Regions from separate parts of the Homo sapiens genome. Here region 1 is linked to region 2. The links are chromatin contacts, found by Hi-C or POLR2A ChIA-PET in ENCODE. All regions are on one chromosome and are shown on one strand. The core of a region is the stretch at or near the end of the contact, and the rest is flanking DNA. Distances in the headings are between cores, read along the strand shown.

Region 1 (4,754 bases), core at 1,893-4,392, 300 kb after region 2:
CCCTTCACGGAGGCTCACGGCTGTGTGCCATCACCCCCATCTCGCCACCGCCAGGCGCCCTTGCGCAGGAGAAACAGGGAAGGAAGGGGCGGGCCTGGCCCTGCGCTCTGCACCCTGACTCCCTGGGCGATGATGGGGGCTGGTCACTCTGGCCGGGATGCGGACCCCACCCTCGCCCGGGCCCAGGACTCACCTTGTCCTTGTGCTGCTCCAGCCACTCTCGCAGCGTGGCCAGCACGATCTCGGCGGCCGCCTCACAGGGGTAGCCTGAGGCGGGTGGGGCGGGAGTGAGTCCTAGGCTCTGGCCCCGCCCACTCCCCTGTCCGCCCCGGCCCCTCCCGGCGTCTGGGTCCACCGCCCACTCCTGGTCCTTGCCTTTCTTCCAGACTCACCAAACACGCCGGTGGAGATGCAGGGGAACGCCTGGGCGGGGAGGGGTGAGAGGGGGTTGGAACATTGTCACTGCGCCCCGCCTCCCGCCCTCCCCCGCGGGCCGTCCCTCACCACCGAGCGGAGCCGGTGCTCCAGCAGCAGGTCCAGACTGCTCAGGTAGCAGCTGCGGAGCTCGGCAGCCTGACTGGCGCTGGGCTCCCCGTAGGCGATGGGCCCCACTGTGTGGATGACGTCTACGGGGGGCGACGGGGTCAGACCGGCGGGGGTCTACGCGGTCCTCAGCTCCCTCGCTTCCCCCTGCCGGCCTGGGCAGAAGGGGGCAGGAAACACCTTTCCCCCCAAGCGCTGAGCCTCCTCCGCGAAGGCCCCCACCCCTGTGGGCCCCCTCGAGCCCGAATCCGCACGCGCACAGAGCCCCGCGCCCCCTCCCCACATCTGTATGGGCCCGGCTGAGACCCGAGCGCGAGTGTGGGCGCGAAGGCGTTGCCCCCCAGCTCCATCCTCAGCCTCCACGCACGGTCTCCCCCATGTGCTTCCTGGGGTGTGCGGGGTGGGGGCCGGGTCTTGGCCCTTAAGGTTAAGAAGGGCCCCCTGAGGAGTTCCCCAGCACTCCTGTGGGGGCCGCACCCCTGATGTCCCAGTGACACACGGGCGCCCTGTCTGCGCCCCACAGCTGGGGGCGCGTCGGGGACTCACACTTGGCCGGGAGCCGATAGCCGCCGGTGATCTTGGCCTTGCCAGTCTTACAGCTCTGCAGGGTCCGGCACTCGTCGGTAAGCAGGGGGCCGGCGGCCCGATGAATGCAGCCGTCCACTGCGGGAAGGGCGGGCGCGACTGAGCTGGCCTGGCAAGGCTGCGGCCCCGGGGTGAGCACCCTCAGTCCCGAGAAGCCCCTCGGCGATGCGAGGACCCATGCGGAGCCGCGCCCCAACCCCGTGGCCTCCGGCCGCGGCCGCTGCCCCCACCCCCGCCCGGAATGTTTCACATCTGGGGAAACCGAGGCGCAGAGCGGGACGGCCCTGGGCCTGGCGGGAAGTCGCGCAAGGAGGCCGGCAGGGGGCGCACCCGGCCCACCCTGTCCCTTCCAGGCCGCGCCGCCAGGGCCCAGGCAGGGCGGCTCCGGGAGGCGGGGGCCGCCGGGACAGGAACCGCCGCCCGAGCCGGGGTGACGGGGAAGCTTCCTCCCCGACGCCCCTCCCTAGCCCTGTCCCGGGCGCGCTGCAGGGCCCGCGACCAGTCGCTGCCTCCGCCCGGGCCTCAGCGTCGGTGCGATCCCAAGGCCCACCTCCCCAGGCGGCGCCCCATCACGGGGCGGCGGCAAACCCTAGGACCCATTTTGCGGATGAGGAAACCGAGGCCACCTTGTTACAGGGTGATCAGATCTGTAGCTGGAGTCTGGGTCTTCCAGCCGCGCGGGGAGGTGAGCCCGACGCCCGGGCCCGAGTCTCCTGGCGCGCAAACCCCAGCTGGTTAATGAACCGCCTCGTTAGCGCATCCAGCTTAATTACGGCCCCGCATGGGCTTGTTTATCCGAGGGCGGCTGCAGGGCCTCGCGAGCGACCCTGGGGACCCGGGCGCAGATAAACAACCGGGGCGCAGCGGGAGGCATGGAGGAAACGCTCCAGCAGCCCAACCTCGCCAGGGCACCGCGCAGGAGAGGCGCGGCCTCAGGCAGGCCTGGGTCCAGCCCGGGCTCACCCCTCATCGGCTGTGAGATCCTGCCCCTTCCCCTCTCTGGCGTCCACCCTCTTATCTGGAATACCGGGACAGCGACCCTCCCACAGAGGAAAACGCCGCGTGCTGGCCGGGAGGACAGGGCCCATCTTTGGCAGCTCTGATCGCCCACGCCAGGAGCTCCTCAGGCACCAGCTGCCTGGTGCTCACAGGCGGGCATCAAGAGAGGACCATCATTCCCCATTTTACAGATGGACAAACCAAGGCCACCTTCTCCTTCATCACCTCAGTCTCGGCACAGTTCCAGGGATGCCAGGTAGCTCACACCCCTTTCTTTTGCTGTTTGATCTCGTGCCCTGGGGGCACAATTAAACCTCATTCTGCAACTTTACTCAGAGCTGGCACCAGGCAATTTCCCAGAGCGTCCCAGGGATGGGTGGGCAGAGAGGTTAGGGGAACGCTGAGAACGGCTCAGGCCTGGATCCCTTCCACCTGCTCCTCTCCTCTGCAGGGAGAAAGGCAGCTGTAGCCCAGGGCGAGGCTGAGATGGAGCAAGAAGGCAGGGCCCAGAGCGGGCGTCCAGGCTGGAGCTCCCAGTGCTGGGAAGTGAGTGTTCCGAATGGGGTGCCGTGGCTGGGCTGTGGAGCTGGGCAACGTGAGTTCACATCCTGGCTCTGCCAGCCACAGATGTGTGACCCCTCACATATCATTTAACCTCTCTGGGTCTCAGTTGCTCCATCTGGAAAATGGGATAATAGCACCCACCTCAGAGCTCATTGGGCTGTTGGAAGGATTGAGTTAAACTAACTTTGTAATGTGCTTAAGGCAGTGCTTGGCAAGAATGGAGGTCATGAGTGTATCCTGTTATTAACAACAGTGTGACAGTGTGGGCATGTTCGGGTATGTGTACATCAGTGTGATGGGAGGTGGGTGCACACAGGGTGTTCACAGTGTGTGGGGGTGAGCCCAGGGATCTGTCTGAGCTGGCTCTCCTAGGAGCCTCCCGGGTCGAGCACCTGGCACCGGCTGCTCGAAGTCTCTGGGGGCTCACCGCCCTGCAGGCGACCTCGGCCAGCTGTGGGGGCCCGTGCGGGGAAGTGGAGCTCAGTGTTTCAGGAATTTAATGTTTCCTGCGGAAGTGGACTGGCCTGCAGCCAGGCCTTTGGGGCTGACCTGGGGGCGCAAGGGAGGTGGAGGGAGCTGGAATCAATGCTGGCAGAGGGCTCAGGCCAGATGCCCCCTCCTCACCCCCAGCAGTTCCAGAACAGGGCCTGGGCCAGGTGATGGCTCTGCAGGGGCCCCAGGGAGGGGCTCCCCTAAAGCAGAGATGAGGGACAGGTCACTGTCAGCCCACTGCTACCCCAACAAGCTAGAGTGCAGCCTGGCCCCTCTTGCCTGCGTGTCCCTCCCTGTCCACACACCAGCCTTCTCGCTCTCTCCCCTGAGAGTGCAGAGGGGAACCCCCCCACCCTGCTCTCCTTAGCCATAGGCCCAAAGGACCCCTCCCACACACACTCCCAGAGTCCCCTTAGCTCTGCCCTCCAGGCCCTGTCCTGGCTCTTACCTGGGGCTAAGCTAGGTCCTAGAGACTCAAGCTTCCTGGGGTCCCATTCAGGGGAGATGCCCTTCCTTCCCTCTTCCCTCTTCCCACCCCACCCCAAGGCAGCTGGAAAAGACCAGCAGCCCTGATCCCTGGGGCTACCTGGTGGAGGTGGGGTATTCCCAGTTCACAGGAGCTGACCAACCCTTAGTCTCCTCTCCAGGGCCCTCAGCCACCAAAACAAACCTCCAGGCTCCAGCTCAACCCTCACCCCAAGTCAGCAGAAAACCTGGGGTCTTTCCTGGGGAGGCAGAGCCCACTTGGGTGGCGGGACCCCCCTGAGATGTTTCTCCATCAGGTCAAAGATGAAGCCTTCCTCCACCTGTGGCCAGAAGATGGCCCCTAAGGCCCCTCTGCCTCCTCCCTGCAGCCCCTTCTTCCCTCCACCCTCCTCTACCGTTAAACTCCCCCTGATATGGCTCCTTCATATCAGCCCTCTGTCTCACTATATCATCCAGGCTGGAGTGCAGTGGTGCAATCTTGGCTCACTGCAACCTCTGCCTCCTGGGTTCAAGTGATTCTTATGCCTCAGCCTCCCGAGTAGCTGAGCTTACAGGGGCGCACCACTATGCCCAGCTGATTTTTTGTATTTTTAGTAGAGATGGGGTTTCACCATGTTGCCCAGGCTGGTCTTGAACTCCTGACCTCAAGTGATCCACCCGTCTCAGCCTCCCAAAGTGCTGGGATTACAGATGTGAGCCTGTGTTTTTTTGAGACAGGGTCTTGCTATGTTGCCCTGCCTAAGCCTCCTAAGTAGCTGGTATGACTCACCCCCCATGGCCTTTGTCAGCCTTCTTGTTGGGTAAGCACCTGCGTGGTGATTTACAGCCGCTGTCTTATTATTTTTCCTGTTTATAGAAGAAGAAACTGAGGCACAGAGAGCAAAACTTGCCCACACGGCTGGAAGGTTGGGCTCCCAACCTCAGTGGCTCTGCTTCCTCTGGGACCACTAAAGGGCCTCGCCCTGAACCACTCTGGCTGACTGGTTTGAATGGCCCCCTGTCCACGCTCTTGGGGAGGCAGTGTCTCCCCACATCAGCACGTCCCCTTCCAGCAGGGGGGCTGCCCTGGTGGCCTCTTGTTGCAC
Region 2 (4,472 bases), core at 826-3,325:
TCAGCCTCCCAAGTCAAGTAGCTGGGATATGTGCCACCACACCCAGCTCATTATTATTATTATTATTATTTTGAGACGAAGTTTCACTCTTATCCCCCAGGCTGGAGTGCAATGGTGCGATACTGGCTCACTGCAACCTCTGCCTCCTGGGTTCAAGCAGTTCTCCTACCTTGGCCTCCCGAGTAGCTGGGATTATGGGCACCTGCCACCACGCCTGGCTAATTTTTGTATTTTTAGTAGAGACAGGGTTTCACTATGTTGGCCAGGCTGTTCTTGAACTCCTTCCCTCAGGTGACCTGCCCGCCTTGGCCTCCCAAAGTGCTGGCATTACAGGCGAGAGCCACCGCGCCCGGCCCACCTGTGCTTTTTCAATCCCATATCTTCTAGCAATTTTGTGGGCTTTGTTCCAGAAAAAATTGTTTCTTTTTTATGTATTTTCAGACTTTTTTCTTCATTGGCTCCTTTCTGTCTTTCTGTAAATATACTTGTCATTTTCATTTCTAAAAAACTTTCCCTCAACGTTGCCTCTCCCTATAGCTGCTGCCCAGTTTTTAGTTCTTCCCTTTATCACCCGTATTTCCCATACTTTTTGTTTTCAGTGTTTTTTAAACTTACCTTCACTCCTCAGTCTTCAGTGTCTGTTCCCTCCCCCTCTACCACTCTCATTTTAGTCATCAATGCGAAATTAATTTCTGTGACCCTTTTCATAGTCTTTTTTTTTTTTTCTTTAAAACAGTGTCTCACTCTTGCCCAGGTGCCATGGCTCAATCTCAGCTCACTGCCACCTCCGCTTCCTGGGCTCAAGTGATCCTTTCAGCTCAGTCCCCCCAAGTAGCTGGGACTACAGGAGCAAGCCAGCATGCCTGGTTAATTTTTGTATTTTTTTGTAGAGATGGGATTTCACCATGTTGCCCAGGCTGGTCTCAAACTGCTGAGGTCAAGCCATCCACCTGCTTTGGCCTCCCAAAGTGCTGGGATTACAGGCATCAGCTACTGCGTCTGATTGTTTTTCATAGTCTTAATTTAGCCATTCAATGGCTTTGACTCTTAACCATTCTCTAAAGCATTCTCCAAATGGCACCATTTTTTCCTTTCTTGACTTCTTTCTGTTTTCTTCACTGGTCTTTCTTTCTTGATCCCCTTTAAATACACATATTTTAAAATTTCTCTTCATGCCATCTGGTAAGATCAAGTGGCCAATCTCAGCATACCTGGGAAACTTAACATGATCTAAGATCACTGAGGAACCATTGACTCCAGATACTGTCTTGTACATGAGGCAAGGCTGGGAGAGGTTGTTCCGACTGACTGCCAGCACCTGCTCCCGAGCTCCTACCACTGGCCCCTTTAAATATTGAGATACCTCAAGATTCTTTTGTAAAACTTCTGTATTTCTTCCTGGATGAAGGTATTCACTGCAGTGGTGTCAGTTCTCACCCAAATGTTAATTCCCAGATATTTATCTACAGCATTTACCTCTCTCCTGAGCCTGTCCCTATTACTGCACTGCCTGTTCAACAGTTGCCACTTATATATGCCTTAGGCAACTTTTTTATATTGAAAGTTAATAATATAAGGGATTCCTGGCCGGGCACAGTGGCTCACGCCTGTAATCCGAACACTTTGGGAGGCCAAGGTGGGCGGGTCACTTTAGGTCAGGAGTTTGAGACCAGCCTGCCAGCATGGTGAAACCCCACTAAAAATACAAAACCCCTACTAAAAATACAAAAATTAGCCGTGTGTGGTAGCATGCACCTGTAATCCCAGCTACTCAGCAGGCTGAGGCATGAGAATCACTTGAACCTGGGAGGCGGAGGTTGCAGTGAGCTGAAATCACACCACTGTACTCCAGCCTGGGCGGGCGACAGAGCTGAGACTCCTTCTCAAAAAAAAAAAAAAGAATTCCTTCTGTGTTCCCAACCATGGCATTTCATTTAGTCCCTCAGTGATCTTTTACTTCTCCAGTCTTTAACATCCAGGCAGATGGTCTCAAGACCTGTCTTCTCTCTTGTCAGCAGTCCTCTCATTCCCATCCTCACTGCCTTAGTGCGAGCCCTTATCTCTTGCCAAGATTATGCAGTAGCTTTTCAGTTCCGTCCATGCTCTACCCTGCTGCCAGAGTTCTTTCTAAAACACGTGATATTGTCACACCCTTACTTAAAAACCTTCAGTGATTCCTTATTACACAAAGGATATAATCCAGATTACATGGCATTTAAAGCCATTTGGAATCTGGCCAATTGTTCCTTCTCCCCAGAATGCCTTTCCCTTCCTTGTTCACCTCATGAACTTAAATCTTTAAAACCAAGCTTACCACCTCTTCTGAAACATTCTTAATTTACCATAGTGGCTGTCTCTGCTGCATTCCCACAACTCATACAGTTTTACTGGTGCATATTTGATTTTCAGCTACTTGTGGGCACTGTATTACCAGTACTAACACAGGTCCTGGACTTCGCTACTTAATGAAAATGGTTTCATTAATGGCATTTGAGGATTAAGATCATTCTGGGGTTCAGTTCCCTGTGACACAAATACAGAATATGAATACAATGTGGTTTTGTAAGTTAGAAACCTCATGGAATATTGTACCAGCCATTACCAGTTATCTGTGTTCTGCATCTGCATAACAATTTGCATGTTGAAATTTTCCATTAGGAGGGAGTGGTGTTAGGTGAAGGTGAAAAGGCAAACAGCTGGCATGCTCATAGGCTCTTCTTTGGCATTGGGCTTGAAGTATTTGGTTTTTCAGGTTTGTTGGGATTTAAACGCATCATTGGCAGAGATTTAATGTTGATAGTAAATGCATGTAGAAATGGATCCATCTGGAAACATAGAGATAGGAAAACATGATTCTTTTACTTTTTTTTTTTAAGGTAAGGTCTCACTCTGTTGCCCAGGCTGGAGTACAGTGGTGTGATCACGGTTCACTGCAGCCTCAGCTTCCTGGCCTCAAATAATCCTCTTACCTCAGCCTTCCAAGTAGCTGGGACTATAGGCTCATGCCACCACACCCAGCTAATTTTTTTTTTTTTTAATTTTTTGTGGAGACAGGATCTCACCATGTTGCCCAGGCTGGTCTTGAGCTCCTGGGCGCAAGCGGTCCACCTGCCTCAGCCTCCCAAAGTGTGGGGATTACAGGCGTGAGCCACCTCACCTGACCTGTTTCCCTGCCCCCATCCTTTTTATTTTTTTTTTTTTGAGATGGAGTCTCACTTTGTCACCCAGGCTGGAGTGCAGTGGCATGATCTCAGCTCACTGCAACTGCCCTCTCCTAGGCTCAAATGGTCCTTCCACCTCAGCCTCCTGAGAAGTAAAGGATTAATTGAAATGTTATTTTTTATTTGATCTTCTTCATTGGTCACTGTGTATCCTGATAAGAATTTTCAGGCCAGGCTTGGTGGCTCACACCTGTAATCCCAGCACTTTGGGAGGCTGAGGCGTGCGGATCACGAGGTCAGGACATCGAGACCATCCTGGCCAACATGGTGAAACCCTGTCTCTACTGAAATACAAAAAATTAGCCAGGTGTGGTGGTGCGCGCCTGTAGTCCCAGCTACTCGGGAGGCTGAGGCAGGAGAATCGCATGAACCCAGGAGGCAGAGGTTGCAGTGATCCGAGATTGCGCCACTGCCCTCCATCCTGGTGACAGAGCGAGACTCCTTCTCAAAAAAAAAAAAAAAGAATTTTCAGCTTTTAGTGCTCATATATAATTTGTTTCTTACAGTACTTCTCTTCCAAATTTTTATACTTTCTAAACCCTTGCTGTTTGAAGTATTGATATCATTTTGTTGTTTCTGTTTTTTTCCTGATATCAAATGTACAGCTCTTTTCCAGAATGTCATATAGTTGGACTGGGCCAGTATGTTGCCCTTTCATACTGGTTTCTTTCACAGACCAATAAGCATTTAAGGTTCCTTCATGTCTTTCTGTGTCTTGATAGCTCATTCTAGAATATCTTTTAACATCTCAATTTCTAAATTTAATCAGCTAAAAAGTCCCATATTTTATTTAAATCATCTACATAAAGTATAATGAAACTCAGGGTATGAGCCAGAGAGTAAAATTTCTCTCTATTTGTGAACAGTTCTACAGGCTTTATAGGGAGCAAAGTGCCGGAGGCTCCTCAGTTTCTGGGGAGGCTTCAGGAAGCTTCCAATCATGCAGAAGACACAGGGGGCACAGGCATGTCACATGGCAAAAACAGGAGCAAGAGAGCTACCCTTGATTAAAGTATCACTTAGACCTGGGTGTGGTGGCTCATGCTTGTAATCGCAGCACTTTGGGAGGCTGAGTGGGAGGACTGCTTGAGCCCAGGAGTTCAAGACCAGCCTAAGCAACATGGCGACACCTGTCTCCAGAAAAAAATAAAAAATTATCTGGGCGTAGTGGTGCACACCTGTAGTCAGTGCTACTCGGGAGGCTGAGGCAGGAAGATCACTTGAGCCCAGGAGGTCAAGGATGCAGTAAGC

The links. Hi-C counts contacts between places; a loop is a spot of excess contacts on that map. ChIA-PET counts read pairs that join two places held with the same protein, here RNA polymerase II (POLR2A). Pooled maps may share reads with other maps.
Region 1: a loop to region 2 is called in a map of posterior vena cava, with 8 times the contacts of the local background. The contact joins two enhancer-like sites. A Hi-C loop is called at or near these places in 1 of 168 maps with a recorded cell type or tissue (posterior vena cava) and 1 of 50 pooled maps. POLR2A ChIA-PET finds 5 or more read pairs at or near these places in 3 of 52 experiments (K562, WTC11 and activated CD4-positive, alpha-beta T cell).

The regions. Positions count from the first base shown.
Region 1 is chr11:63,999,138-64,003,891 of GRCh38, forward strand. MACROD1 (mono-ADP ribosylhydrolase 1) reads right to left here. Exons shown (of 11, transcript NM_014067.4): 5 at 1,090-1,206; 6 at 505-626; 7 at 393-423; 8 at 194-267. Among named protein-coding and RNA genes, the nearest start is that of OTUB1, 15 kb to the left of the region's middle. RefSeq lists enhancers at 1-477, 51-140, 478-1,413, 1,426-1,933 and silencers at 271-510, 1,161-1,740. Within about 2 kb of position 3,143, at least 4 of the 41 ENCODE cell types and tissues checked have a DNase peak (open chromatin) inside an H3K27ac peak, as active enhancers do.
Region 2 is chr11:63,697,421-63,701,892 of GRCh38, forward strand. All of the region lies in intron 1 of RTN3 (reticulon 3), which reads left to right. Among named protein-coding and RNA genes, the nearest start is that of RTN3, 18 kb to the left of the region's middle. Within about 2 kb of position 2,076, at least 3 of the 41 ENCODE cell types and tissues checked have a DNase peak (open chromatin) inside an H3K27ac peak, as active enhancers do.